Linked DNA regions of Mus musculus: region 2 is linked to region 1. A link is a loop called in an ENCODE intact Hi-C map of the cell type or tissue named here. Cell type or tissue: left cerebral cortex. All regions are shown on one strand. Links, peaks and the distances in the headings refer to the core of each region. The heading gives the core; the rest is flanking DNA. Region 1 overlaps Frmd5 (FERM domain containing 5). Region 2 overlaps Frmd5 (FERM domain containing 5).

The links. Peaks named below come from ENCODE experiments on the same cell type or tissue, not always from the same donor. Only the 100,000 strongest peaks of a DNase experiment are listed, where the experiment ranks them.
Region 2: it touches region 1 in a loop (2.2-fold over the local background); 2 of 42 quality-filtered maps call a loop at or near these places.

The regions. Positions count from the first base shown.
Region 1 is chr2:121,671,204-121,687,170 of GRCm38, forward strand. All of the region lies in intron 1 of Frmd5 (FERM domain containing 5), which reads right to left. Among named protein-coding and RNA genes, the nearest start is that of Frmd5, 130 kb to the right of the region's middle. In left cerebral cortex, for the core only: a CTCF peak has its summit at 8,712 (motif pointing right); DNase peaks (open chromatin) are centred at 4,912, 6,030, 6,306, 6,527 and 2 more places; H3K27ac peaks cover 1,389 bases.
Region 2 is chr2:121,611,458-121,627,424 of GRCm38, forward strand. The region is part of intron 1 of Frmd5 (FERM domain containing 5); the gene reads right to left. Among named protein-coding and RNA genes, the nearest start is that of Wdr76, 110 kb to the left of the region's middle. In left cerebral cortex, for the core only: CTCF peaks have their summits at 8,940 (motif pointing right) and 11,994 (motif pointing right); DNase peaks (open chromatin) are centred at 9,389, 10,280, 11,897 and 13,246; H3K4me3 peaks cover 419 bases; H3K27ac peaks cover 1,448 bases.

The sequences.
Region 1 (15,967 bases), core at 4,809-12,808:
GTAATTGGTGGCAATTTCCATGCTACCACCTGAATGTTCAAAGACATTGGAGACAGTAGGAATGTGGACATTTTTTTTCTCTCTCTCAATTAAGTACTCTAACCCAACTCTACAGAATGGATAAGCAGATGTGAATCTTTATTGATTGGCTCGCTTGGAAGCTATGGTGATAGTAGATAGAAATTAGAACATTAAGCCTTTTCAAGCTGATATATCTGTATCTATATCTATCTATATATCATCTATCTATCTATCTATCTATCTATCTATCTATCTATCTACCTACCTATCTATCCATCCATCCATCTATCATCTATTTTTCTACCATCTTTTTCTTGATATGGCAGGAAGTTCTTTGCTTAATATATCCATATAATTATCATTTCACACATTCAATTGAGAGTTCTAGAATCCTATAATTTATACTTGCTTTGTAAGATTTTGTACCTTAAAAAATTATACCAGTCAACAATTCCAAAATTTCAATAACTTTTATATCTGAGTAAAATTTCAAAATGAAGAGAGAGGAAGAAAACAGTAGAAATTATAGGTACCATAATCAAATTCTTAAGAGTTCAAATTCTGGGCGCTGGCACTCATTGGATGACTTTGGACAACCTATTTAAATTCACTAAGCCTAGCTGCTTCTATAAAAAGGGTAAGAAGGCATTTTCCATTAAGACTTCTGAAAATTAAATATGATCACTTACGCCTGTAACCTTGAAAAATGTCTTAAATTTATCAAGCATCCAATAAACCATGATTTTTAGTCACTCTTAGCTATCTGATCTAGAGTATAGATTTTCCCATGAAGAAAAGCACATTAGGTCATGGCCATAGCATATCTAATATGGCCTGTCAGAAAGATTCCAGGCATGTGCCTGGTCATACGAGGTTCTAAAAACTAGCCAGGCTCCAGAGCTGACATTCTTCATTCTTATTGACCACAGTCTCTGCGAGTGAATGATCTCAGTCTTGACAATCAAAAGTCAATGAAAAAATATGCTCTCCTGGTGGGTATCTAATTGAATCTTGTCTGCCTGCAAAGTACAATGATATGATTTATTATGAAATGACCTGAAAGGTGACTCATCACAGAGGGATGACCACTGTTTATTCAGACTCCTGTTTTCAGAAGGTAATTAATCCTTTTCAGGTGTTCCAGTTAGAATCATCTGCCACTTACATATATGATCTCTTACTGTCAAGGTTTGTATATTCTTGGACCAGGAAGTGCCACCATTTGGAGGTGTAGCCTTGTTGGAATAGGTGTGACCTGGTTAGAGTAGGTGTGTCACTGTGGGTGTGGGCTTAAGACCCTCACCCTAGTTGCCTGGAGGTCAGTCTTCCACTAGCAGCCTTTAGATGAAGACGTAGAACTCTCAGCTCTGGCTGTACCATGCCTGCCTAGATGCTGCCATGGTACCACCTTGATGATAATGGACTGAACCTCTGAACCTGCAAGCCAGCCCCGATTAAATATTGTCCTTAGAAGACTTGCCTTGGCCATGGTGTCTGTTCACAGCAGTAAAACCCTAACTAAGACAGTTACCATAACCAAATAATGACTGCATTTTCTCTGAAGATCTGCTGGGCCCATATTCACCTGACAGACTTGTAAATACCAGGAATTCGAGTCATGTTACTTTTATCGGCCACTGGCACCCATGCCTCTCTCTGCATCAGTTAATTTTACAGTAAGAGGTTCAGGGGAGAAAGCTCTGTTGCTTGAGTTTATGTGCCCATCTATCTATTCCAGGAAAGCATTTCTCTCCTTGTGTGGCCTGAAGCAGGAAGATGTGAGGCTTGCCTACATTTTAGCCCCAGTCTGTGTTGAGTCCCAGGCCACACAAGCTAACCTCAGATTTAGCATTTTCTCCAGGCTTTGGGATGGTCTGAAACTTAGGAAAGAGGACTGAAACAGCCTTTCTCAAATACTGTTGAGTTCTTTATCTGGCTGCATCCACTTGGTTCTAACTTAGCAATGGCCACTGGGTCTATTAGGAATCCATTTCCTTCTCTTCCCAGGCTAGCGGACTGTATCTACATCTTTTTGCATATTTTTCCTGTGTAAAAAATATTTATTTATTTGTTTGTTTGTTTGTTTAGGTTTCTTTACTTCCTAAGCTGACTTCACGAAACACAGAATGCCATTTGATCCTCTGGAGAGTCTGTTCTCATTGGTCCGACTACGATTCTTGTTAGCATCTCCTCACTTTTGGCCATTTCTGTATCTTCAAGGACCTTGTCCTACACCTAGAATTTCTTTTGTTTGATTTTTATTTTCTTTGTTTTGAGACAAGGTCTTCATAGATAGCTCAGGCTGGCCTTGAACTCACTAAGTAGCCCAATCTAGCTATAAACTTTCTGAAATTCTCCTGCCTTGGCTTCCTGAGTGCTGAGGTTACAGGAGAACGTCTGACGTAGTACATACAACTGGTTTCAGATGTCAGTTCCAGCCCCAGTGATCTGTGGATGTGCTGTCGGAGCTGACACTTCCTCAAATTTTAAAGGATTATTACCCATCACCAGAAGGAGCTCTGTCAGCAATGTGCTTTTAGCGTTTCTGTTGTCTCACAAGACCACATTGACAAAACATTGTTGTGACATAACCATTAGGGAATCAAATAGCTCTTGGAAAAAGTCGGAGACTACGTACTTCTCCTGCTCTGAATTCAAGTGTTGAACAGGTTTCATATTTAGAGCATAGATGTAAAGATTTTGCACATTCCTGGCTGGATGTGAGCCTAGCACACAGTACACTGGTTGGCTTGCTTCTTTGGCTTTTACTAGACAGTCTTTTGCCAAATTCTTCCGAAATTTGTTTAAAGGCATCAAATGCATTTTGCACCCCAAAGAGTATTTGAGTTTCTTGTCCAAGGAATGTGTGTTGATTATGGTATGACTACTAGTGTTGTGGGGTGCTACAGACGTAGTGAAATTTGGTGGCAGCTCTGGGTTTGTCTCTGAGGTGCGATATGTGAGTACTGATCTTGCTAGAGTTTGGTACCTATGCTTTTCTAGGTACCTATTGAACTGCCCCCCCCACCCGTTTTAAATGTATAATGTCTTATCTTCTCTAATTTCACATCATGAGCAGCCCTGTGGCTATTCTAAGGCAAGTGCAGATGAGGAGGTCAGCCAAGAACGTTTTGTTCATTAGCTGAGAGGTTTGTTCTCGTTTGTCCCACAGCTAACTAAGTAGCATGACTCAGAAGCATTGCTCGTATGCACCTGACAGATCTCCCCGAATGCCACCTCCTCCCCCTTAAAGGCACCGCTTGGATGAGCTAAGTGAGAGATGTATGATGACTGAAAAGAGTCCTCTGGCCAGAGAAACTGCATCACCAAAAGTGAAAGGGACAGCTCCTCGCACAGCAGCATCGCAGGGAACACACAGTCAGGGGCACTCGTTAGCAGAGAGAGAGAGACAGAGAGAGAGAGAGAGAGAGAGAGAGAGAGAGAGAGAGAGACAGAGACAGAGAGAGAGACAGAGAGAGAGACAGAGAGACAGAAAGACAGAGAGACAGAAAGACAGAGAGACAGACAGACACACACACACACAGAGAGAGAGAGAGAGAGAGAGAGAGAGAGAGAGAGAGAGAGAGAGAGAGAGAGAACCAGCAGAAATGCCTTCCTTGAGATCCTTTGCTCATTTCAGATGTAGCCACCCCTAAGCGAATGTCAGGAAAAGGGGTCACTCCTCACAGCTAAGAATGAATTCCTATAAAGTTCTGATTTCCTTCCTTTTTGCCTCTTTCAGAGAGAAATTCCATCAATCGCTCAACTCTCTTCTCCATCACTCACACCCCTCACTGGCATCCTCCTATCTTAAGGGAAAAAAACAGAAAAAGCCAGAAGCAAAAACCACTTCTTGTATCCTCCATCTCCTATAACTTCTCTTTGCCCTCGCCCTTTTGGAGACAGTGGAAAACAGTGGTTAGAGAAGGGCCCTCACAGCTGCAGTGTCTGGCCTCAAGTTGCACACCAAATGGCTGTGTGCCGGTGATACTTGACCAATTAAAAAGGGAATGATGACCTCATCCGAACATAGCTAAGAGCCTGGGGTTAGGTCATGTGTGTCAAGGACTCAGAACAAATAACTCCAGGTTTTCAATATTCCAGTGCCCATCTCTGTAAATGGTGTAACCTCTGCAGGCAATGGCATGTTGGCCTTTAGCCCTCATCTTGTGGGTTTGGCTCTGCGCATGGGCTTCCAGGGTGACAGAAGCTGTGTTGGAAGTGTCCTTGTTTTCTTCCTGACTCTGACATTCACTCTTCTGTTTCCATTGTCCCTTCTTCCCAGATATGCCAATGAAAGGCTCCATGGCCAGCCCACTAGTGGTAATCTTGGTAAATCCAATCAATTCATTTAAATTCTTTTTGATGGGGCAGGGCTGTTTAGCAGGGCTACGGTCTGACTTAGACTACCCCTAAGTCCTGTGTGTTAAGAGACTTTGCTTCCAAGGTGGGGTTACTGGGTGGAGGCAGTAGAACTTCAAAAAGTAGGGCTTTGGGGTAAGTGTTAGGTCCTTGGAAATGTGAACTTAGAAACTGAGATCCAGCCTCTTGCTCTTCCTCTATTGCTCCTGGCCACGAGATGAACACTTTGGCCTCCCTATATGCTCTCCACCAGATGTGCTGCCTAGCAACAGGCCCAGTTCATCTTGGACCAGGACTCTTAAAACCAGGAGGCAAAAGAACCTTTTTCCCTTTCTAAGTCAACAGCACATGGCACGTGACATTGATGGATAGCTGGCACACACAGGCAGTGCCGTACGTGCCATCTTCCTCTTTTTGAAGCCCCATCCCTTGGATGGTCCTGGTTCTTCACACTCCATATTCATCACGCTTACCCCTCAATTCTCTGAACATTCTGTCTCAGGCTCCTCTGAGGACTACACTTCCTCTGAAGAAGGCCTTCTAAATATATCTGTAACACAAAACTAAACTCAGACATGGGGAGAAAAAGAAAATTCCTTTTTGTTGGTTAGAAGATTCTCTTCCTAAGCTCATACCCACGGGGTAGCAAGGGAAAAAAAATAGCTAAATGTTCTAGAGTGATGTGAGGGCTTGGTAATTTACAAAGACCTAGTCAGCTATGATGAACTGGGCCTCTTGCTAGGCAGCACATCTGGTGGAGAGCATATAGGGAGGCCAAAGTGTCCATCTCGTGGCTAGGAGCAATAGAGGAAGAGCAAGAGGCTGGATCTCAGACGTAGAGGTCAGTTGCTCCTGAATACGAAGGAAAGGGGTCAAGGAATGTACCTGTCCCCTCCCAAGGAGCCTGTGAGTGGCTTGACTGAACACTCTAAATTCTTTGTTCATCTGAGCTGTTTAGCCTTACTGTTTGGGATATGGCATTAATGACAGAGACTCATTTCTTTGCTGTGCCATCTTGTCTAACAAGATAGAAATAGCTAGTAAGGTATATATGCATGTTCTTTCCAGTGTATCTTATAGTCCTGATTATCCTTAAATGCTTCAAATCATATCATTCTTATCAACCTATTTCCATAGCAGTTTACTCATTTTAAAGTGACAGACAGAGTAGAAAGTGGGACACAAAGTTCGTAATGTCTGTTATATGTACAGTACACACACCTACTAAGTGCTACTGTAGTGGCAATGGAACTAGCAACAATGACATCTTTTTGTTTTTGTTTTTGAAACAGGGCCTGATGGATCCCAGGATGACTTCAATTTTTCTATGTAGCAGAGGATGATCCTAATCTTACGATTCCCCTGTCTCCACCATCACAGTACTGGGGTTACAGGCATGAGCCTCTCTATGCCTGACTTATGGAGTGATCAAGTCCAGGACTTCATGCATACTTCTTAAAGTACTCTAGCAACTGAGCTGTAACCCCAGCCCTGATAGCCACTCTTCTCTAGACAAGCCAGTGGGAGTGAAGAGAAATGCAGTGGGGACAGTAACATCCTGAGGAAAAGGAATTGGCAGGCTGGAAGGGAGATTACAAAATTTGTCACCCACTCAAATAAGTACGTATGACATCATTATATGCTGAGAGAACAGCTGGCTTTAGCATCAGGTCAAAGCAGGATCTCACTAATGCGAAATACAGTTCTTCCTTCAGCTCAAGACCGGGATTTGAACAAGTCTGTTGTCATTTGTCATTCTGTCACAGAGAGGTCAATGCAGTTACTGTATTTCTTCTTATCTACAACAGCATAGACTCTGCTGGCATCATTAGAGAGTACTGAAATGTCACACTACACTGTATTCACAGATCAGCCTTGTAGTCACCTCCTTAATTATTTCAGAAACACCTAACAGCCAGCAGGAAGCCTGGCAGAGGGAGGAAGCACCCACAGCCCGTGAATGAACGAACACACTCTCCTTTCACTGAGGATGATAAGACGGCTTATTCTTCCATTCTCAAATATTCCACAAAGAAAAAGATTGTGGCATCTTCAATTGTGCTCTGAATAGAGAACAAGTAGGAAAGAAGTCACAGGAAAATAAAAGGAGGGAGCAGCAAATAGCGACAGCTATGCAAACACGGCAGGCACACCAGGAATGGAGTGGATAAACCACAGTCTGCAAAACAGCAACTGTGCAGACAAATGCCGGCCATTGCATCAGGACTCTCCTGGCTGACTGCACATTTCCACATAATACACACTTCCCCTAAATTCTTCTATCTTAATCCAGCATCTAATTAACCATGCTAATCAAGGCATGCCCATTACATGATCCACAGACAAAAACACTAGTGTAAGAGGTTATTTCGAATTCAAACGTCCAGTTTCCCTTTCGAGAAGCAGTCTTCCTGATGTTCAATGGTGTACTCTCACATACACTCTGTTGGCCCCTGCCCTGAGATACAGTGTTGGTGTAAGCATTTTTCTAAGAATAGCAATGGTCACTACAAGTTTTCTTAGCAGTTTCCAACCTTTTAAAACTGTTAGTCTTTGGAAATTCTTGGAAACAACACAATATGCAAATTTAATACATCTGGAAGTTATATTAAGGTTAGCCAACTTCAATTTTTATTAATTCTAAAATACTAAGAACTAGAGGGGCATCCACATACCCTATGAAAGGATTATCCTATAGCTTTCCACACCAATACCAGCTGGGATATCTTAGAACACATTTATTCATATTTTACTATTGATGTCTAGCTTGCCAGCACCATTTTTAACCACTAGACTACCCCAGCACAAGACACACATACACAAAAGTCATAATTACTAGATCCAGAAATGCATAAGCTTTACTGTGACCTGATAAATCCTCTAGATTAGTGTCTCTTGGCCAGCTTTTCATTATTATAATAGTGACTGAGATAGCCAACCTACAACAAGAAGCTCCATTTTAGCTCAGTACTTCAGCAGCTCTGGGCCATGCTCAATTGGCCCGTGGGTTTGGGACTCACTGAGTGTGGCAGTACAGGATAGGGGGACCACCAGGCAACACAGAGTATGTGGAAAAGTGAGAAAGAGAACCAGAAAGATACCAAAGCTCCATAATCCCATGCGGCATGCCCCAGGGACCTAAAGACCTCCTAAGGCTTCATCTTTGAACATTTCCACTACCTTCCCAAAACACCCAAGTGGGGACTATGCTTTAATTCATGTGCTTGGGGGGACAGTATGGATGCAAATCACAACAATAAGACTGGTTTAAAGTTATGTGTTGGAGACGTGATTCTTTTCCTACCATAAAGACAGATATATTGTATCACACATCCATTTCAATTCTTTTTTTTTTTAAAGCAAAACAAAAAAAATAGCTTTATTGAGCTGGGTGTGATGACACAGGCTTTAATCCCACTAACAGGGGGAGGGCAGATTAGTCTAAATAGCAAGTTAAGTCCTAGGCCAGCCAGAGCTACATCGTGAGACCCTGTTTCAAAACAAACAAAACCCAAATAGCTTTACTGAGATATAGGGTACAGTATACAGTATATATTTAAATAGACACTTCAGTGGCCTTTGTTATATGCCCAGGGCTATAATGACCATCATAACAATCTAATCTTACAACATTTTCTCCCTCCTAAGAAGAAAGTCCATTGCTAATGGCAACTAGTCCCACTTCCTCTGAGCCCTGCTTCCCAACCTCACCAGCTCTTTGCAGTCACTTACTCTACTTTTGAGGTCTACAGATTTTCCTACCCTTAACATTTTACAACAAAGGAATGGAACAATACAACAAAGTGATAATGTTGTCTCTTTCACTTACATTTAATGTCAGAATATTATAGCATATATCAATACTTTATTGCCAAATATAATTCTTTAATATGGATTTATAATACTGTGTATCCATCATTTTCGTTTATTATTTTCAGTTATTATCAGTGGATTAGCAATTTGAGCTGGGTCTTCTTTTAAGTTACACGGAACAGTGCTACTGTGAACTTGCCTTTATCTGCTAAGCTATTGGGCTGGCCCAAGGATTCTTATATATTCTGGATACAAGTCCCTTATGAGTTATATAAGTTGTGAATATTTTCTTCCACTATTATGGGCTTTTCTTTTGCTTTCTTGATGATATAATTTACAATAACTTGTGACTTTTGTCCTACATTTAACATCTAGCTTTTCATGTAGGTGTATGCTTAGGAACCTGCTTCTAAGGGGCAGTGAGTTATGACTATCGCTGTGGATATGGTTTAAATATCGGTTTTATTGCTCAAGGATTCGAGTGTCTAAAAGTTTGGTCTCTAGGTGGCACTGTTGGGAGGTACTGGAAAGAAAGAAGTTGGGCCTAGCTGGACACTCTCGGGTCTTCATAGATGTCACACATATTAGTTATCTTCATCTATTTTAAATTTATTTTGAAAAATTGTGTGTATTTGCGTGTCTCTACTTGGATATGTGCACGAGTACAGATACCTACTGAGGCTGGAAGAAAGCATCAGATCCCTTCGAGCTGGAGTTACTGGCACTTGTAAGCCACCCAACATGGTTGCCGGGAACTGGACTCAAGTCCTCTGCAAGAACCATGCGAGTACTTTCCTGCTGTGCATCTCACTGGACCCAAATGCATTTTTTTTTCCAAGACAGGGTTTCTCTGTGTAGCCCTGGCTGTCCTGGAACTCACTCTGTAGACCAGGCTGGCCTGAACTCAGAGATCCGCCTGCCTCTGCCTCCTGAGTGCTGGGATTAAAGGCGTGCACCACCATTGCTGGGCTGATGTTTTTGTTAATTATTTTTTAACACAGTTTTAATTTACCTAACTAGACCTTTTTCATAACTGCTTAGAATCAGCTTGTGCATTTAAATGATTTTACTTCTCCCTGGCCTGTATCACCATTGGTGGAGATTTCCATAAGTCTAGAAGTAGCTTTTAAAAAAGAAAGAGAAAAAATGCAAGAAGCCTCAGCAATCCAAGCTGGTTTGCAGCCCTAAGATAAAGGGCTGTAAGTAAAGGGCTGGCTCTGTCTCCCACTGTATCCCTCAGGAAAGGCAGGGGAAATGCCTTTATATTTATATATAATGTAGTTTTTGATTGCAACAATGGAAAGTGACATGATCAAATTAATTTTTCCAGCTGAGGAGCCAACTAGGAAAAGAGAAATAGACGTTAATTTATACAGCGTTACTATAACAAGATTGAAAAGTCTTTCCTTCCTCCCATCTCTACACTGACAGAGCCTTGAGTCATTCAACATGTGTTAATACCTACTATGTGCCAGAGATCAATTATCACTCGATTATGGATTTAGTTTAATTATTTAAAGCCAGGTCAATCAAATACAAGTTGAACACCCTAGTTAAAAATCTGAAATCCAAAATATCCCCATATTTACAGCTGCTTGAGAGCTCTCTGGTCTATGCAACTATTCCAAAGACCCTCAGAAAATGTTTGTGTACATGTGTGGTGTAAGGTACATGGGCATAGGTATGTTTATAAGTGTGCTTGCACACTTGTGGGTGCATATGTGTACACGGGTACATAGGAAACTTAAATTAGAACACTTCTAGTGGTAAATATTCAGAACAAGGGACATTTGACCTTGTACTTCCCAGGATGCCTTGCTAGAGTCGCCCAGTAAGGAGTAATCTCTTCCATTGCTCATAGGTATTGGTCAGCCCTTAAACACCATCTCTTGACTTTCATATAGTTTGTTTGCTCGGGTGCATGCTTTCCTGGAGCAGTACAAACTGATGATGCTAGAAAGCTTGTACAGGAGTGGTGGCAAGGAAGACAGAAGCAGACGAACCCAGAGCTACATAGGAAGCAAAACTGAGACGACTCCTTTATGGGGAAAGGGCAAGCCCTAGGCTTCTGGTTTTGCACATCAGATGGATGCTGAAGGATAAAATCATTCACTAATTAAGAGAGCGCTGGATAAGAACCAGGCTTGATCAGAAAGGCCAGGCAGGTGGTTTTGGTGATATTGAATTTGCTATTTCTCAGATATCCAAGTGGATAAGTCAATAAAATTATTAGATATAAATATCTGGGTATTGATGGTCTAGGAGCTAGCTCAGTCCATAATGTGCTTGCCAAGGGCCTGAGTTTGAGCCCCAGAACATTACAAAAGCCAGGTATAGTTGTGCATACTTCTAACTCAAGCACTAGAGAAAGAGAAACAGAAGGATCCTTGGGGCTCACTGGTTGGCCAGCTAGCCAAACCAGCAAGCTTCAGGCTGATAAAAAACAAACAAACAAACAAACAAACAAACAAACAAACAAAAAAACCTTGTCTCAAAAAAAAAAAAAAGGAGAAGTCCTGAGGAATGTCACCTGAGGAATGTCACCTGGCCTCCACACGCCCCCCTCCCCCCACATGCCAAGCACTCCACCCCTAAAACTCTAGAGCTTGGGGTGGCACACAAATTTGATGCAGTTATTGGCTTTAAAGACAGTAACAGAAGCCATAATCACAAATAAGACAGTTTTGAAAAAAAAATCCACAAAATGGAGAGGGAGGGAGACTCTGTTAATTATTTTATTGAACCATGGTCAGGACAAAGTGTGTCATGTTTGCAAAAGTAAATGGCAAACTGTGGACACCAAATCTGTGGGTTGTAAATGTAACGCTTATCTGCCTGATGTAATTGTCATCTCGGAGGCTTACTGCTGGATAAGCTCACCCTTTCTAGCTCTTTCTGAACTTTGGCTGGCAGGTTTTCAACTCAGCTGTCCTGGTTCAAACTCCTCTCCAAGCTGGCTGATCTAATCTGGCTTCTCTCAGCTTCTCACTGAATTGCCCTGCTTGACCTCAGATGAACTCTGGCAATCTGTTCTAATCTTCTGGCTCCCTCTTATTCTTTGGCTTCAGCTGCCTCTGCTGCCCTGCACTGCACTGCATGGACTCAGGGAAGAACTCAGCTCCACTGTACTGCACTGCACTGCACTTACCGCCCTACACTGCACTCACTGCACTGACTCCCAGCTGACTCCCTCTCTGTGCCTGGGCTCCCCTGTCCTGTGCTGTTCTCATCAGAGTTGGGCGCATCCTATCTCTGACTCATCCCGTCAAATCTTTCTCTGATTCATCACTTTGTTCCTCAACTAGATGTCACTGTCAAACAAATCTGCTTCCTTCTACAAACTTAGCTTTACCTTAAAGGTGTATACTAAGGGCATACCTGTATTCCAGCCAGAGGGAATAAAGGCGTGCTGTGTGTCTGCATTCCAGCTGGATCACACAGACCTAAGTCTTTGGATGTGATCCCTTGCCAGAGCAGCCATGTTGCTGAATTAAAATCCCGCTAAAGTGGGCTATTACTACTAAATGTGTATCTTATTAAAATGTCTATGAAATATGTTCGTGATTGTTCATATGCTCATATTCAACTATTTCATGACGGTCTAGACATGATTATATACTGCTCACAAAACACGAAAACTCTGGCATTACAAAAGGAGTAACAGCTGCTGCTGAGATGAAACACCGCACTGCCTGGCTGCTGCTCCATTCTCCCAATTGTTGGTGGGAAATGAGGCACCCATCTTCCCCATCTTCCATCCCATTTCCTTCCCTACACCCCGCTCCCCCCCCCAGCCATATGGAACAAGTCTTACAACCAAAAAAAAAAAATCCAAAGCAATAACTTTAGGGGAAAAAACCCTGCCAGATTTTACAGAATCTTCAAATGCATAGCAACTAAATGACAAGGTAACGCCCATCACAGAAAGGACGCCTGAACGAACGATAAACCACAATGCAAACAGTTATTTGATGGCTCGTGACCATTAACTAGATGCTATCATCAAAAGTTTTCCTCCAAAGATCAGAGTCAGCATCTCCACATGTGTCTCTAGAGGACATTTGCCAGATGTGCCTGCTCCTTCTCTTGGTTAACTACTGTGTCATTGTTGAGACCAGCAAGAAATATCACAGAGGGAGTGAAAAAGTCTTTCAAATTACCTATATACTGAAATGTTCCGGATTCTCTTCTTGCAAGTATGGACGAAGTCTTTCCGGGCTTGGAACTCTTCTTTCTGAGCTCTCCAAGTGGGAAGCATGAAGATGCCACTCAGAACCATGAGTTAACTCTCCAAGATGTCTGCTCATTGGTAATGGGGGAGGGGTGCCGAGCAAGTAAGCTCCCTCCCCCAGAGACCATCCCTCTCCCTCTGGAGACATTACACATGGCCAAGCTGTGCACCTGCTCGCCAAGCCTGCATGGCATTCCACCCACGCACCCACCCTCTGCTGCTTACAGCTTCTTACTTCTCGTCTGCTCCCCTTCATTCCTTGTTCTGGAATTTTCTTTCCCATAAAAGTTAACATAGTCCCTCTCTTGGTCTTTAAGGTACACAGGCAACTTTAACAACCAGGGATAAAAGGTAAAAAAAACCGTCGGGCAGCGGTGGTGCACACCTTTAATCCCAGCACTTGGGAGGCAGAGGCAGGCGGATTTCTGAGGCCAGCCTGGTCTACAAAGTGAGTTCCAGGACAGCCAAGGCTACACACAGAGAAACCCTGTCTCGGAAAAAAAAAAAACAAAACAAAACAAAAAAAACAAAAAACCCTTGGATTAGGAATTGAAATTTTTATTTTGCTATAACTGGCTCTGCTATTAACTAGCTATTTAATCTTGAGCAACTAACATTCTAAAATTATTAATTATAGAATTACAATGTTAATTGAGCAATTAGCATTCTGTAAAAGGGACAGGAATTAGAAGAGGACAGACAACATGACTACTTTAGGAATTAAGTACCCCAAAGCCTCAAATTACCCAATATAAGACATCCTGAAATTCTGTTATATCCCAATTTATTTGGCCACACTTTGATTCAGCATCATGCACTATAACTATAACCACATCTCGAGCAAAATTCTCTTTATACTGAAACAGGACTCTATTCATTCTTATCAGCAGCCAATGTTATTTGATATGTGACCATATATTTTGCAACTTAACCAAATATTACAAATTTAATAAAACTAGGCCAAGGAGTGACTTGAAATCCATAAACTGAATCTATTCTGAGAGGTTGCTATAAAAACCAGAGTATTTAAAGATCGCTAGTGTGGAGTGAAGGGAGCCATTTTCAAAATCATATGGAGTGATTCCATTTACAGGAAACATTCAATATCTGGAGAAAAAAAAAGTAGATTGGTGGCTGCCTTGACTGGGAACTGGGGAATGACTACAAACAGGGCTACTCTTGGCAGAGAGGAAACGGTCTAAAATTACATTGTGGCAATAGCTACACAGCTCTGTGAACTCAAGAAAAACCAATGAACTATATGCTTTAATGGTAAACAGCACATGTGAATTATGTCTTTAAAAAGCTGCTTTTACTTGGTGTGGTGGCACATGACTTTAATCTCAGCATGAGGGAGGCAGAGGCAGGAGGATCTCTGTGAGTTCAAGGCCAGCCTGGTCTACAGAGTGAGTTCCAGGACAGCCAGGGCTACATAGTGAGACCCCATCTAGAAAAAAACAAAACTTAAAAAATAAAAAGGCTTAAAAATATTGAATGTTTTCTCATAGGTTGAATTTAGCCTTAACCATGTGTATATATATATATATATATATATATATATATATATATATATATATATATGTGTGTGTGTGTGTGTGTGTGTGTGTGTGTGTGTGTGTATGCATATGTACATGTATATGCATATGTATATGTGAAAGCAGAAGAAGATTATTTGTGGGAAGGGAAGAGACCTGTTACAGGAGAACAAGAGCGGTTAATGGGAGATGAGCATGAGCAAGGTACACGTATGAGTGATGTACATACATGAGCACTCTGAAGAGATCCACTGTTTTGTACCTTAGCTTTAAATTGAAGAGGAAATTATTTAAAAAATACTGTGGCTATTTCTTTGCGAGGTGTGAGCTGACCCAGAGAAACAAGCATTTTCCCCTAAGTGCAGCTTATTGTAAAAAGGATCACTTATAAGTTACATATTCTTAAAGACACTGAAGAGAGAACTATACAGTAACTCACTGGGTTTCTGCTTGACACTAAATTCTCCCAGGCAGCAATAGGTAGACTCTTGGGGGTCAAACTTCAGGGGGAAATTTAAGAATTGATGCCACTGGGCAGAGTTTAATGTGAGCAGCTTTAAAGAGACACATCTGGTAAGGCCCTCAAGTTAACAGCAGCTACCAGGTACAAAAGGAACCCAGGAAAAAGCAGGTCGTTTTATTAAGCTGACTTATTTTGGAGGCGAGCACTGTCTTAAGGCCTCTACAGAAAAGGAGGATGTGAAGCCGGTACTGAATTCCCACTTCCCCTACGACATCAACAACATCTATTCTAGTAAAAGAAACTTCCACAGTGCTAGATGAACAGATGTGTCTGACTAGTTATCACATTAAAGATGTCCTCATAGAAGGACTCAAATATCTGGGATTATCAATTGAATACACTGCTGTATCCTGGAAGACCAATCAAATGACTGTAACACTTTAAGAATTATCTATTTATCTATCTTATTTGAAATAAGAGACAGTATTCACACCTCAAGAGAGATTAAGGCAAAGCCTGTGTAGAACTTAAATGTCTAGACTTATCCCAGGCTCCAAATTCAGAAGGCTAAGGTTCAGAGCCAGCCCCTGAAAACTGGTCTCCAAGATCCAATGACACTGAAGAACTACAGGCTGCTCTGATGCTGCTCAGAGGAAAAGCCATCCACTGCGTCATAGTTAGGGTTTCTATCCAGTTTCTATGCCACTGGGCAGAGTTTAATGTGATGCACACCATGAGCCAAAGCAGATTGGTGAGGAGAGGGTTTAGTTCTCTTACAGTTCCCGTATCACAGCCTGTCACTGGGGGAAGTCAGAGCGGGAATCTGGAGGCAAGACCTAAGGACACCCAACACATGGAGGGGCGCTGTGAACTGGCTTGCTCTCTGTAACCTGCTTAGCCTGCTCTCTTATAGAACCCAGAACCCTCTTCCCAGGGCTGGTACTACTCACACTGCATTCTCTCTGTGCTAATAGATGCTTACAGGGCCCCCTCACAACAACCATGAATCATGAAAATGCCCTACAGATATGCACAAAAGAATTTTATGGAGGCATTCTTCAGTTGAGAGCTATGTCAATCTGACAAAACAAAAACAAAGAAACAAAAACCCAACAACAAACTAGCTAGCACAATTGACAAACACCTTTCCTTTCTTGATAATCCCAAGATCTCATGTTAATAGTAATATCACAACATAAAACATAACTAACTTTAAAAGACCCAGAGCCATGAAAAGTTCAGTCTCTTTAAACCACCCAGTCTCCTTATCCACTCTCTAAAATTAAAAACAAAAAACAAACAAAAAAACCCAACCCTCTCAAATTCCAAAGCCTCTGTAAAATTCCAGACTCTTAACTGCATGCTCCTATACAATCAAGAATAAATTAAATATGTTCTTATTCAAGAGGAAATAACCAGAAACCGGTCACAATCAAATCAAAGCAAGTCCAAATCCAGTAGTGTAGAAGGCTCAGTGTCAGACTTCAAGGGTTTACTCACCATCTTCTGGGCTCCTCTAAAGGGCTCCGTTTCTCAGGCTCT
Region 2 (15,967 bases), core at 5,372-13,371, 59 kb before region 1:
TACTTCAAGGTTTATTTTTAATCCTAGTTTCTAAATGCTGTATGCATGACATATAATCTTGTTTATTATTAGTGTCCCTATGTGCACACATGGATGCATGCATGCCACAGCCCACGAATGGAGGCTAAGGGGATAACTTTGTGTATTGGTTTTCTCCTTCCACCCTTATGTGGGTTCCAGGAATCGATTTGTGAATCGCCACCTACCAGATGAGATAGCGTGTGAAGTCCCTCAGATAGTGGCATGCCATGAGATGCTTCTGAGGGTTAGACTGGGTAAACTGTTCAGAACGGCCCTTCTCTATGGCGGCGAGGAGCTGAAGGAACATGCCTGCCGCCCCTTTGAGGATAAAGGAACGACAGCCCACACAATCTACTTGTCCCAGGCCTGACTCCCATCTTGGGTGGGACACTATACTAAATGGATCCCATGGAGTGCGTTCTGCTGGGCTCCGGTTTGTACAAGCACCCTCGTGTTTCAGGGTTGCTGTGTAGTGAAGCTGCCAGTGGGGGGCCCCATCAAAGGTGCCCATGCAGCTTTCCCAGGAGGAGTAAAAATCAAACAACAACCTGCTCTGCACAGCCATCAGCCTCCTCACCAGGAGGGGAGAGCTGGGGCAGCCTCACGCTGACTTTTCATCCTTCCCCAGATAAGCAAATGCCACACTAAATATGTATCCCACACACACTGTATCAGGAAGACAGAGCCACCTTAGCATTTATGCTCGGGCCAGGGCTCTGTTGTGTGGATTACAGTCAACTGTAATGAAATGACTCTTCTCTACCACAACCTAATTTCCCCTTATGCCATTTTAATGAGATTCCGCCCAGTGTCACACAGGGGTACGTGTGTAATTACCCTGCATAACTCCGCCAACAAGAAAGGAATGCCATTTCCTCACCCAGGTATTGCAAAACCAGCAACAGCTCAGCAGTCCATCTCCCTTGGTGCACTGCTGCATTTTAGAGCTCTGGGGAACACAGACATCACAAAGATGGTGTGCTTGGGCTATGGAGCTCTAGCACTGCAGACTGGCGACCCAGAAAGTGCCATGTGAGAAGAAAGGGAGCCCCTAGCCTCTGAGTCAGGTCCTCTTTAGCTGGGACAGATGATGTCTGGATGTGTGGCTGTTGTACAGCTTGCTGTAGCTTGTTAGGAGTTGCTGAAAGAAAGATGGATTGGCTGCAGCCTTCGGGTAGTTCATCTCGGAAGGGAAGTGAGCCAGAGAAGGGGATGGAGGTAGAAATAGTTTTGTAATTTAAGGACAGCTTAAGTCAGCAGGAACTGAAATGAAGATGGGGGGAGGTAAAGTCTGGGCCTGAGAAGTGGTATAACTAGGGAGGGGTGTGGCCCTCGCTGTGGGACGGCCCTCCTATGGTTCTCTAAGTCCTCTCTACCAACAACTTTGCTTTAGACTTCGATAGGAAAATGTTCTTGCCTTTCCCCAAGGGCTCTGAAATTAAAACCACAGCCCAGGGACTCCTCTTGCAGGCCTGTGCAAGGGCAGAGCTAGGAGCTCACCATTGTGTCATCTTGCCGTACTTAATAAGGAGTCCTCGAGGTTTCCCTAAGGAAGCTTAAATGCATGGAACCTGCCAGGCAGAGCTTGAGGAAGGACCACACTTCACAAAGACCTTGTTGGCTGCTCCTTGGAGTTCCCCCTGGAAGCAGACCCACCTGTTATTGTGTGGATTCAGTGAGTAAGCCTACTGCGGTGTTCTGAGTAAGAATGGCCCCCATCGGTTCATAGATTTGAATGCTTGGTCACCAGGGAGTGGCATTATTAGGTGTGACCTTGTTGGAAGTGTGTCACTGGGGGTGGGCTCTAGGGTTTCAAATGCTCAAGCCCAGTGTGTGTGTGTGTGTGCGTGTGTGTGTGTGTGTGTGTGTGTGTGTGTGTATCTTCCTGCTGCCTGCAGATCTGGATGTAGAACTCTTAGCAACTTCTCCAATACTGTTTGCTTGTGTGTTGCCATGATCCCAGCATGACTACAATGGACTAAACCCTGAACCTGTAAGCCAGCTCCAGTTAAACTCTTCACCTTGAAGAGTTGCCTTGGCCATGGTATCTCTTCACGGCAATAGGACACTGACTATGCCCTCACCTATAGAGCGCAGCTTCTATAATGCACACACATCATCTGTAGCTTTTCCCCCAAACATACGGCAGCATGAGGTCCCCACAGGTGAACTTCAGAATAATGAGCTACACTGAGCTTTTTAAAAACTGAAGAAGCCATCTTTCATTCTTGGCCCAACCCTTGATGGTAGAGGGAGGCAGGGGGAGGGACAGAATTAAAGAGAAAGGTGCCACTCGCTCCTGTACTGGAACTAAACACTCAACAAAGAGGAGGTTTGGTCAGAGGGCACTGGGAGAACCCATGTGGATAATACCTGGTCTTACCTTCTTGTCAGCATGGGGCCTCCCCAGGCTCTGCTTACTGGGCATGCAGGCCCTTTGTTTGACTGCCCCCCACCCCCAACTCCTTCTTCACACAGCCTTAAACCACAGCTTTAATTTACACTCTCTGTGTAAACAGAGCACTTAGCAAGCTCTACTTCATACTTTTGCATTTGTTACCTCCGAGGGTGCTATTTGCACCTAGGTGTGTGAAAAGTAAAACGCCAGTAATAATGGCAGTTATCACACTCTAATCCTTTCCACGGGTATCCCGGGTATCCCGAGCTTGCCTGTGATTTGTACAGGCACAGACAAAAAAATCCAGAGCCAAGTGGAACAAATGGCCTTCCTATTTAACTCACTTTTGATGACTACGATTGTTCATTCTCATCATTAGTAGATGGCATCTACTGTTCACGTGGGTATGTGCATGTGTACCTGAGGGTGCGGGTTCACAAATGCACAGGAGTGTGGAGCTCAGAGGTTGACACTGGGTGTCTGCCTCAATTTTCTCCACTTTATTGTTGTTGTTGTTAGTAGTAATACTTCCCTTATTTTTGGTTTATCAAGACAGGGTTTCTCTGTGTAGCCCTGGCTGTCCTGGAACTCACTCTGTAGACCAGGCTGGCCTTGAACTCAGGGATCCACCTGCCTCTGCCTCCTGACAGGCATATGGCACCACTGCCTGCCTCACTTTATTTTTTGAGATCGGGTTTCTCACTGAAGCTAGAGGCACAGACTCAGCCGGGCTGGCTGGCCAGTGAGTCCCAGGGGTGCTCCTTGCTCTGTCTTGCCAGTGTTGAGACTACAAGCTCATGGCACCATGCCTGGCTTCCGGGTGCCAGGGATCAGAACTTAGGTCCCTGTGCTTCCTTGCCCAGGACTTCATCGCAAGGCTCATCTCCTTAGTGGCCCTCCTCCCACTGTGTAACTGGCAGATGCTAGATGCTTGCTAAGTTTCTGTTCTCTGAGAAAATTCTGGGCTACTTGGGCAGAATGATGATTAGAAAAAGATGTGGGGAGGGGGCCTGGAGCCACTCTGTCGGAGCCTGCGGGTGCCCAGAAGCAGTGAGATATCACCAAGAAAAGGACAACTCAGTTTGTGACCTTCACATTCCTTTCTGCTTGGCTCCTGTCACTGGGAACTGGCACAGAACCACAAGGCTGTGATCCAGTGTGTTCTGGACCAGATGCCTTTGCCTGTAAGTCACCAGGTGGATGCCTTGATGGAGCTGAGACTGGGAGCAGATCCTCAGCGCACTCACTGCTGTCACTGGCCAGGAGGTGCCGCGGGATAGTGACTCTGGCCTGGAACTACTCAGCCTCTGTGTGGTTCCTTATCCCTAACGTAGGGACTGAGAGGCCAAGTAGGAGGTGGGGAGGGTTGTTGGATGAGTGATGTCAAGGAGTAGGCATAAGAACGACTCCACAGAGGTACACGGGGTTGCTCTTTCCTTGCTCTGACACCATCCCCAAATGTGTAGGTGACAATGTGTGTAGGGGAAGGTGTGACTCATCCTGGTATGCCGCATCTGAACAACTGCTATGACATTTCTCTTAGCACTTTCGTAGCAACTCCTTCTATATGGCTTGGCACTTGACGTATCTACCTTCTCTTGAAATAGCCTTGTCTAATGAGGGATGAGAGAGGACATTCTATGCCCTTAGTGAGACTTGTTTCCATCGTCTTACAAGGCCTAAGACTAAGAGATTGACTTTTTTCCCATAAAGTTTTCTTAAAATATTTTTGAGACAGGCTCTTGCTACGTTACCCAGGATGACCCTCTTTTTTTTTTATTCTTTCTGACTAGTGTGTGGGTACACACATACATATGTGTCCATGTCTGCAGGCCAGAGACCCCTCATTGGGTATCTTTTCCATTGTTCTCTACCTTATGTTTTGAGACCTGGAGATCACTAATCCAGCTAGGTTAACGAGCTACGGGGAGCTGCTTATCTCTCCGACTCCTCAGACTGGAATTAGAGGTGCACTGTGTCAACTTTCAGCTGGGCACTGCAGATCCACACCCAAGTCATGTTTGTGCAGCAGGCACATTACTGACTTGAGTTGCCTCCCCAGCCCCTGCCTGCCAGCTGCCCTTTTTAGATGTCTTCCACTATAGCCCAAGGAGACCTGGAACTTGCTGTACTTCTCAGGCTAGGTTTGACTTGCTGAGATCTTCCTGCCTGTCTTTTAGATTACAAGCAGGTGCATTACACATAGGACTTTCTTGGGATTGGATATTTGTACAGTTGGGTCATTCCCTCAGCCTTTCAGAGTATGTACCTTGGGGGAACCTGCTATGTCTATCCACTCAAGATTTACCCACTCAAGCCTTGTCAATGAACCTGGCCACAGTACTCCATAAACCCTGGCTAAACTGGTCTCAGAAATGTTCCTTCTGCATGCTGTTAGGTATCAGCCATTTGGCACCCATAGCATTCTCGCAAGCTCTTAATTACAGTGGGCATCCATCTCAATGGAGAGACAAAGTTCCCATCTCTCAAAAGTGTGGTACAAAGAAAGCTGGACAGACTGGCTGGGTTTGTTTGGGTGTCCCTTAACTCTAAAATATATGGTGAAATGAAAATAAGGGGTTAGAAAATGTAGAGCTACCCTGGAGAGATGGCTCAGAGGTTAAGAGCACTGACTGCTCTTCCAGAGGTCCTGAGTTCAATTTCCAGCAACCATGGTGGCTCACAACCGTAATGGGATCTGATGTCCTCGTCTGGTGTGCCTGAAGTCAGCGACAATGTATTCATATACATAAAATTAATAAATAAAAATGTTATGGGAGAATAATAAATATTAGTGAACAGATGAAAGAGCAGTTGGGTGAGTTTAGTCTCAGAGAAAACATTCAGGAAGGCTTTCTGGGAATGACACAATGTAAGATTTCCTAGATAAATCTTTAGGTCAGTAGGGTGAGGTTGAGCGAACCATATACCCTATTGTCTAGATCAAGTGAATACACTGCTGAGAAATTTGACATAGGAATATAGTGAGTGAAATGAGAGTCTGAAACAATTGCCAGCCAGAGGAGACAGTGAGCTTAAAGATACTTCATTACTTTTTTTAATTAATTTTTTTGTCTATATGAGTGTTTTACCTAAATGTGTATATGTGTTTTGTGTATAAAAATATAATAAAATGCCAAATACAAGCTCCCTACAACACCACCACTGGAAGAACATTTCCTGATGTGGTACCCAAAGAGACATCTTGGAAAAAAAAACATGCATGGTTCTATGTCCCCTCTTCAGGGACATGTTTCCCCCGGATGTGAAATAGGTTTTGGCAGCTGCTCAGTATTGTTAGACCAAGGGCAGGTCAACTGCTCTCTCAGGCTTGAAATGAAGTTATCATCACAAACCAAAAATACTCAGCATTTGACCAAGAAAAGACAGCCAATGGGGATCCAGTTGCCATGAAGGATTTCTTGTTAATCTTGTAGCAGTAACTGGAAGTCTGATGTGTGCACATGAATGGGAATAGGGAGAAGCAGAGAGATTGCCTGCTGGGTGTAGGCCCTGGGCATCGTTAGCTTCCAAACCTGCATGAAGTTTGTGTATTTGTTTGTTGTTGTGATCGTGGTGGTTTTGGTGAGACAGGGTTCCCCTGTGTACTGTGTAGCCCTGGCTAACCTGGAACTTGCTCTGAAGACCAGGCTGGACTTGAATTCAGAGATCCACCTGCCTCTGCTTCCCAACTGTTGGGATGAAAGGTATGCACCACCTTGCTGACCAGAAATTGATTTTGAGCCAGGATCTTGCTACGTCAGACTGGTTTCAACCCTCTTGCCTCTGTCTCCTGGCCTGCACCACCTTGTCTAGCTAATACACGACCTTTTCATACATTTTCATGAGCTATCTCTGAAGGAAATAAATCTTCCAATGAAGGAACAATGATTCTTCTACATGTCCCGACTCTGATTATGGTCAAGAAGAAACCACCCGTTTCAGAGACCAGTTCCTTCCAGGCAGGGTCCTTGGTGGTCAAAGGGAACCAGTTTTTGGTATTACAAATGGGGGACGGAGAATCCTTCTGGGTTTCGGGTATTGACAGGATACTACCTGTGGATAAGTCAAAGATGATGCTAAATACATGCAAACGGGGATCATCTAGAAAGTTACTCGTCGCTGTATTCACCTAGCCTGGATGAAGGCCACTTCCTCAGCACTTCACAGACTAACTTGAACATGACCTCATCACACTTCCCAACTAATGCTTGGTTTGGTCTAATCCTATTTTTTTATTTACATAATAATCTCTAGAGCAGATAAGGTTTTATTTCTCATAAATTTATTCTAACCACTGTACTACCAGGGAGCTTTCTCAGAAATTTATGGGCTTTTACAAAGGAAGTTACTTTGGGGAAATTACTTCAAATGCCAAGGAACTCAAGGGACTTAATCTTGGAATTTATGGTTCTATTTTTAATGTTTTAATCCTGACACCTTTTTTCCCCCCTTAAGTCCCTTCAAGCATCAAAGGCATAAATCAGCTCCTACACAAAAGCTCCACCACGAGGGACATGAGCTTCCTGCTGACGGCCTTCAAATCAGGTTTGGGTTTTTTTTGTTTGTTTGTTTGTTTGTTGGTTGGTTTTTTTAGAGAGATGTAAAAAACAAACAACATCAAGGCACTTAAAATAGACATTATCTGAGATGACATCCTTTTTTTTTTTTTTTTTTGGCTCCAAAGTTTTCAACATCTTAGTTACTTATAAACATGTGCTCAACAAGAAGAAACAGAATGGAGAAATCTACAAGGCTATGATGCTGTTCCTGGGTCACGTGCAAATGAAAATATCTCCAAATATAACTATATCTATGTTTCTTCACCTCCATTTTGGAATACTCAGTATCATCAAACAAAATGATTTTAAAAACATTTTTTTTTTAAAGTCAGGGTCTATCACTCTATAGCCCGGAAATCCCTGTATAGAGCGAGCTGGCCTTGAATTTGGGGGAAATCCTTTCTCTGCCTCTGCCTCCTGAGTATTAGAATTAGCGGCAGGGGCCACCATGCCTAGAGAGGGTCTGTAGAAGATGGCTCTCAGTCCTTTCCCCGTGTGTGTATCTGTCCAGACAGGCTCTGCAGTGTTGGTTCATGAACTTCAGAAAAGGAAGGAACAAGCAGGGAGGGAGGTGGCCAATGTTCACTAAGGACAAACTTTGTTTTCAAAATCCATTTCAATGAATTTGTTTTAGTTTGTGCATGTGTGGCATCTATGTGTACGTCTGTGTGTATGCACATGCATATGAGGATGTGTGTGCACGTGTGGCCTGGGCTGGCACTGCAAAACTTCCTTTACTGCTCTCTACCTTCTAACTGAACCCGGAGTCACTGATTTGGGCTAACCTGGTGGTCAGGGGACCTCCTATCTCTCTTTCTCCAGCACCTGGCTTTTTACACGGGTGCTGGTGATTCCCACTTGGGTCTTCACATGTTATGAACTGAGTTATCTCCTGGCCCAAGAGCTGACCACGGTTTAAACTGCTTGCTTCTGCTTCAGTCTCCACAGCACTGAGGCACTGTTCCTCCCATTTTCCTAACTCTCTCTCTCTTTATCATCTATCTCTAGTTCTGTAGAAGTGAAGAATTGTCACTTCCTTTATTTATCCTTTTATCTACAATAACTGGTGTGTGTCTTCTCTTACAGAGCTTGATCATTCGCTCCAGTGAGGTGGTCAGAAAAATGCGAAGCCCATGCTCGATCCCAGCTTCTCCACTGACAGTGGGGAGGCAGGCAGGTACTCTGTTATATTAGTCAGGCCACCTCCTGTACATGTAGTTTTAAGTCAACCTGACACAAGCCAGAGTCACCAGAGGATGAAGTGTCAACTGGGAGGCTGCTTCCATAAGATTGTGCTGGAGGCACACCTGTGGGGCATTTTCTTAATGAGTGATTGATGAGAGAGGGCCCAGCTCTTTGTGGCTGTGGCCGGCCCTGAGCAGATGGTCCTGGGTTCTGGAAGAGAGCGGGCTGAGCAGGCCACGGGAAGCAGTACTGCTCCACGGCCTCTGCATCAGCTCCTGCTTCCAGGTCCCTGTCCTGCTTGAGATCCTGTCCTGGCTTCCTTTGATGATGAACTGAGATGTAGAAGTGTAAGCTGAAAAAAATCCTTTCTTCCCCAAGTCTCTTTGGTGTTTCATCACAGCAATGATCACCCTAAGACGCCCCCAAATGAAGTACTCCATTGCTAGACAGGACAGCCTAACTCCAGGCACCATAATCTCGAGCACTGTGCTCTCCTCCCAACCCCACAAGACAGAATCTCAACACTTAACCTAGGCTGTCCTACAACTCATCCTATAGACCAGGCTGGCCATGAACTCACAGAGATCCACCAGCCTCTGTATCCTGAGTACTGAGATTAAAGGTGTGTTTACCACATCTGGTGGGAGCACTGTACTCTTTTTTATTTTTTTATTTTTATTTTTATTTTTTGCACATTGTATTCTTAAGACTTTTTAAAGATGTATTTATTTTATATATTTGAGTTCAGTGTTGCTGTCTTCAGACACACCAGAAGAGGGCATCGGATCCCACTATAGATGACCTACCATGATGGTTGCTGTGATTTGAACTCAGGACACCCGGCGGAGTCATCTCTTTAGCCCTCTAAGATGTGTTTTCAAACAGTCTCTTATCAGCATGGCAGAACACATTTAGTGGTACCTTATACAATAAACAATGGCAACAACAAAACAAACACTTCTACCTAATTACTAATTCAGTTGCCAGTTTTCTTTGATTCCCAGTAAATTCCCTGAGCTTCCTTGTTCCAGGAGCGAGTCGAGTCACCGTCTCGCCTCCCTCTCTCACCGCTCTTTCTGAGACACTTGGTGCTTGTCTCATCTGTTCCTCCCCTGTCACTGAAGAAACTACACACTAGTCACTGTTGTGAGTCTGTCCTACAGATGGAGAGGCTGTGGGTCCAAGAGGCCCAGCAGGTGCCATCTGTGAAACCATTCTGATTATTTGTGAAGTGTATCTAAGAGGATTTCAATTCTGTCTTTCAGGTTTCTCTTAGCTCTGTTAATGACTCGGTGTATGGTCCTTTTTTCTTAATTAAAAGTCATTAACCTGTCTTGACAAAGAATGGTGCACTTGAGTCCACACTGGGACCCAGACTCTCAGAAAACCCACTCATGTGGCTGGATTGATGGATAACAAGGCAAAGGAATGGCGGAATGGTGCAGAATAGCCCTGCAGGCTGGCTTATGCCTGTGTGCTGGGCTTTATGATGGGCTGGGCTGGAGGTTAAAGGTCAGAAAAACTGAATTCAGGAAGGGTGGAAGCAATATCACTTGAAAAGCAGAATGGGAGTGGGGAAGAGAAAGGAGAAGCCATTTGCCCTGCCTCTGAGGCCAAAGCTTCTTTAAGGAGGGCTCATTGCCTGCATTCCACACTGGATTCCTAATGATACTACTGGTGCTGAAGCCGTCCCTCTTTCTGTGTGGTGGTCTCTGTCACTATAGTTACCAGAATAACAGGTTCCATAGGAACTGACACATTCTGGTTTTCTACTCTGTGCTGCTTCTAGCCATTGCTTCATTCCACACCACACCTGGCATGCCAGCAACAGTGACTGTCAGCTCCTCTACCCATAATCCCAACACAAAAGAGCCCCGCTGACCTCCACACAAGCCCAGTCTTGCCCCACCCCACCCCAATTACTGTGCTTTCTCACTAGAGGTTATGAGCAACAGCCAGTGACTATGAGAAGTCTCGCTCCTTGGGCCTCAGAGCCTCCTGCCTCCATTCCCCTGAACAGAACCATCTGCTACCCACAGGCTCGCCACACAACATCTTTGATGAGTCACAGTTAATGACAAGTTCAATGTGAGTACTGCCAGAATGATAAATTTAACTCTACTCAAATATTCATCACAGACTAAAGAAAGAGTCTTTTAGTTTTCAAAATTGAAATATTTTAAGCTTTAGAAAACTGCTTGCCTTTAAAAAGAAACCAAACACAGTCCCGGTAGTTCCAAAAACATCAAATGGAACTGAGGCAGTCGGCAAAGCTGACATCATGCGCTCGGAAATAATTGCAATTGATCGGAACAGTTGATAGAGAAGACTTGGTAAATAGAGTAGTGAACGCCGTGGGAAAAAGACACAGAAGCCGGCTCCAGGGGGCAGGCAGGCAACTGTTGGGTCATGTGACTATTGGGACCCTTTCCAGGTTGTGTGGTTTAGGCTCACTTGGGGGAGCCTTTCTTATTTCACGTGTTTGTCACTTAACAGATTATTTTCTGTGTCAAGATTCACCATATTTCCCTCACCTGGACATCTTGTTAGTTAAAGGACTAGCGAATACAGTAAGTGGACAGGGCCGATGTTCTCTTGCCTTTTAATGGGTTTATTGTGTGGCCTATGGAGAAATGGGGACCTGCGTTCCTGCTCACAAAACTTCCTTTATGAAATTAATTTTAAAATCTGACAGTATAATGGAAACCAACAGCTCTCCTTAAAATGATTTTATAATCGTTAAAAGATAAATAAGAAATAGCTTGGTGACAATGGAAATCAGAAAATAAATGAATGCAAATAGGTCCTTTTTCTGATGTCAGGCTGAGTAGCAAAATTAGATAAATTCTCATTTTATTTGCACCAAAAAATAAAAATAAAAAATAAAAAAAATCAAACAACTCCCAAGCCCTAACCTGCAGAGAAATGTGCTTTTCAAAGCATTTATGGGGTCGGGGAGAGTGCTCAGTCGTCAAAACACTAGCCATGTAAGCCAGGTGACCCGAGTTAAACCTTGGAGCTCGAATTCAATGCATAAATCCTATAGTTTGTAATCCCAGAACTACTCAGGCAATGGGAGGCAGAGACAGGGCGATCCCCAGGAGCCTGCTGGACAGCTTGGGTTTGAGGCAGTGACTGAAAGGCTAAAGGCACCACCGTAACAAGCTGAAGGTGAGAACTGACGCCCGGATGGCCTTCTGACTTCCACACTGTGCTATGGTACATGCTTATCCGTGCCTCCCCACCCTGCACTCATAAAAATTAAAGGCATTTGTGGATGTAATTTTTATTGTAGCCATAGATTAAGATAGATGTCTAATTATTCCAGGACTAAGGAGACAGATGCAAGAGGAGAATCTATTCAAGTTCAAGGCGAGCTTGGGCTACATGGTGAATTCCAGGCCAGTCAGGTCTACACAACGAGACTCAATAAACTGACAAACAGAAGCTAGTCATTAGTAACAGGCCAAGTTCAAGCGGAGTCACAAAGACTCCATATAAATGTTACCAAGCACAGTGGTTCAGACTTCCACACAAAAGCCTTCACAGACCTTGCATTTATTTAGTGCTTGCCCCTTCAACTAGACCTCACACAAGGAGAGAAGGTATTACCTAAATGCCAACTCCAGACCATGATAATCCCTCTCAGCTCAGCATTCTGCCTGGTTTTGTGCTCAACGACCGGAATTCTTCTTCACCATTGCTTTGCATCAAATGCAGAGCGCTGCTTACTGGCTTTCTCCTCCTGGCTGCTTCCCCTGCTTTCTTATACCACCCAGGACTACTGCCTATAGGTGGCACTGCCCACAGTGAACTGGTACTCCTATATCAATCACCAATAAAGAAAACACACCACAGGCTTACCCACAGGTCAATCCAGTAGGGGCATTTTCTCAATTGAGCTTCCTTTTTCTAAAACAACTGTCTTGTGTCAAGATCACATGAAACTAGCCACACAGTATGAATTTGCTTATTATTGGAACAGCTTTATTTAACTGTTTGGGGAAAAATAGGAGCATAAATAATCTGGTTTACAGGTCAATTAAAACGATCTGATTTTATGGGTTTGTGCCATTTTACAGATGACATAGAACTTATAGAAACATTCATTCCTTTATCCTCTCAACACTCTCTGTCTTAGTGTTTTTCCGCTGTGACCAAAGGCTACCCTAGGGAGGAAAGGGTTTCATTCACCTTAAAAGTGCAGTCCTTCATGAAGGGAGGTCAGGCAGGAACCTGGAGGCAGGAACAGAAGCAGAGGCCATGGAGGAGTGCTGCTTAATAGCTTGCTCCCTATGGCTTGCTTGGCCTGGTTTTTTTTATACAACCAGGACACCTGTCCATGCTCAAAGTGAGCAAGACCTTCCCACTTCAATCTCTAAGCAAGAAAATGTGTCATGAGTTTGCCCATAGGTCAATCTGGTGGAAACATTTTCTCAGTTGAGGGTTCCTTCTCTCAGATTTGTGTCAAGTTGACATAAAGTTAGCCAGCACACCTACAAAGTGAGTCAGCTGGGCTTTGCTTCCATTTTCCAAATGTTAAGACAGGATTAGAGACTGCTAGTAACTAACAGGAGACCAGTTACTGTATGTTTAGGACTATATGATGTTTAGGTCATAGTTACTATATGATTACATATATATTATATATGAGGCCTGCACACAGAAAATGGGTTTCTGATTCCATGTTCCTTCCATCTATGTTTATATCAATCTCATGACAGAGGAGGATGCCATTTGTTGTCATTTTTGTGTGTGGAAACTTTCAAACACACACACAAAGCCAGAGAGAACAGTGTAAGAGACTCCCACACAAACATCATCTAGTTTCAAAAATGACAACCTAACAATCCATCCTGCTTCACCCTCCCCAACCCAGTTAATGAAGTAACTCCCTCACATCATACCCTGGCTTTTTGAAGTTTAAGGCCAAGATGGTCTTTTTTAAGAACATAAAACTGTCTTGCCCTTCAGAAGTGGTTACATCCCATCTTTAAGCTTTACTTGGAGAGCCATGGAGGATGGGCGCTGGCCCAGAGAGCAGTCCTTCCTTGCCAAGATGTGGGGAAGTGAAGAGAAAAACAACCGATCCCTTTCCCAGAAGACTTTCCTAAGAAACACTTTTTTTTTTAAAGCCACCTTTGGTATACGACAAACTAAACACACATTGCTTTTGCTCTGAGTTCCGTTGCACATCTATTCTCCAAGCTGAAGAGCGACAGTTGTTTACTACACACCAGGCATGAGCAGATTTCCTCAAGGTGTTTTCAATGGAATGGCTCATAGCTGTCTGCCTTATCCTCCTAAGTTTGAATGTGTGGAGGATGCAGGCTGACCCTGGTGCCTTGTATGAAGGACACCATTTCTCGATGGATTGTGTGTCTTAGTTGACATTAATATTGCTGTGATGAAACACCATGACCAAAAGCAACTTGGGTAGGAAAGGGTTCATTTGGCTTACATATCCAGAGTCACAGTCCACTGAGGGCAGCTAAGGCAGGGACTCAAACCAGGAACCTGGAGGCAGGAGCTGATGCAGAGGCTATGGAAGAGTGCTGCTTACTGGCTTGCTCTCCATACCTTGGTTACCCTGCTTTCTTACAGAACTCAGGATCAACAGCCTAGGGATGGCATCACTCACAATAGACTGTACCACCATATACCAGCTGGTGAACACCTATTTTTAACACTTGGGATATAGAGGAAGGCTGTGAGTTAGGGCAGTCTAGTCTACATAGCTAAGTTGCAGGCTCCCCAGGGCTACGTCATAAGCTCCCGTGTCTCAGAGAGAGAAAGAGGAGATGGAATGGAGGGAGGGAAAGAGGAATGAGAGTAAGATTTTTTAGGGGGAAATGACTATAATGTTTACAAATATACTTTTGTTTTGGAGATGGTAGTCTCACTATGTTGGCCACACCGGCCTCTAACTTCTGTTCTTACACCATCCTCCTGCCTGAGCCTCCTGTAGCTGGGATACCAGACATGCACTGTGTCTAACTATGTGCTGGAGCTGAATAGTTTTCTTTCTTTAGCGTTCCTGTGTAAGTGTCCTCTTCCTGGCGCTGGAGAGATGGCTCTGCTGATGAGGGCATTGCTGCCAAGCCTGAGGAACTGAACCTGACCCTGGGACCCATATTGTGGAAGGAAAGAACTAACTCCTGAAGTCATCGTCTCATCTCTGCATGTGCACCATGGCACTTGTCAAGTACACACACACACACACACACACACACACACTCATTCATACACACATCCTCTAACACACACATACATAAACACATACACGCACACACATATACACACACACACTCACATACACACCCGTCATTAATACAGAATCTTATTCCATCAGCCTGAAATTATTGCCATTTTTTTCCTGCCCACTCTCTAGAGAGGGGTCCTCTTTTAGTGGACCCCTGGGAGAATTTGTGGCAAAATTTTGTCCTGGCAGTGTCTTAGCAACTGCAACATAAGGTATCTGTGGCAGGTTGCCACAAGAGAGTCACAAAAAAGAGCTGGCTGAGCCACAAAGTGTACCCGACAAATCAGAAACCACAAAAGGAGGGTAAAGAAAGGTGGTGGGGTGGGATTTAGTTCTGTGCTTAATTTAAAAAAAATTACTATATTGTAATGTGATTGACAAACAAGATCAAGAGGGTTCTAAAATTAAAACTGGAACAACATTGGATTTATTTATTACTTATTTATTTATTGTGAGACAAAGTCTCTTTACATAGCCCTGCCTGTTCTGGAACTCACATGTATACCAGGCTGGCCCCGAACTTACAGAGATCCACCTGCCTCTGCCTCCCAAGTGCTGGAAACAAAGGTGTGTATCACTATACCCAGCCTAGAAATCTTAATCACTGAGCCATCTCTCCAGCTCCCAGCCTAGAAATCTAAGATAAATCTCTGTATCCAGAAACAGCAGAGGATGCCCGGGGTTGCTAGCCTGACCCTATCTGCTTAGCTCCAGCTAGCACTTGTGACCACTGACTCTCACTAAACACAGCTATAGTTGGGTTTGGCATGTTCCACCCCAGAGCTCTTTCAAGTTAAAAGCAGTGCCTCAGGCGCCTGGCTTCCACACACACACACACACACACACACACACACACACCCAACGTGCCCATGGAAGTGATACCTAGGGAAGCCCATGCCTCATGGGCGCTTCACTCTTTCTACTCTCAGGAGCACATCCTTGGTGAATGGGGCTCCCTTTTTCTTAAAGAGAATTTAGTTGCTTCCAGTTGGCAGCATAGCAGGATAGTGGGGTGAGAAGACAAAAAGGAGACAATTCCATGTAGGTAGACACACAACATAAAATTAAACTTTCAAAATGTGTATATTTCAAGGGGAAAAGAGGATTGTTTAGAAACATTTTCTTTCTATTTATAAAAACGCACAAGTCATCTGCATTTCTATCTACTCATTGTGATGTTTTGTCTGGAAGGAAGATGTGACAAACACTTACTGTGCCTCAGGGGTGGCAGGGCTCTGGCTTTGTTATTAGAGATCTTATCAAGGTCAAACATGGAAACCTTTAATTCCAGCACCCAGGAGGCAGAGGTAGGTGGGTCTCTGAATCCAAGACCAGCCTGCTCTACAAAGCAAGTTCCAGGCAAGTCAGGGTCATACAATGAGACCCTATCAAAAATTAAAAATAAAAAATACAATAAAGAGCACAGAGGACCACTTGCTCCGCATCCACTCCTATGGCTACATCACATAGCATTGTTGGGGACCGAGCTAGAGAGGCCTTCTAATGCATTAGCACCTCGAAAAACACACGCAAACTGTT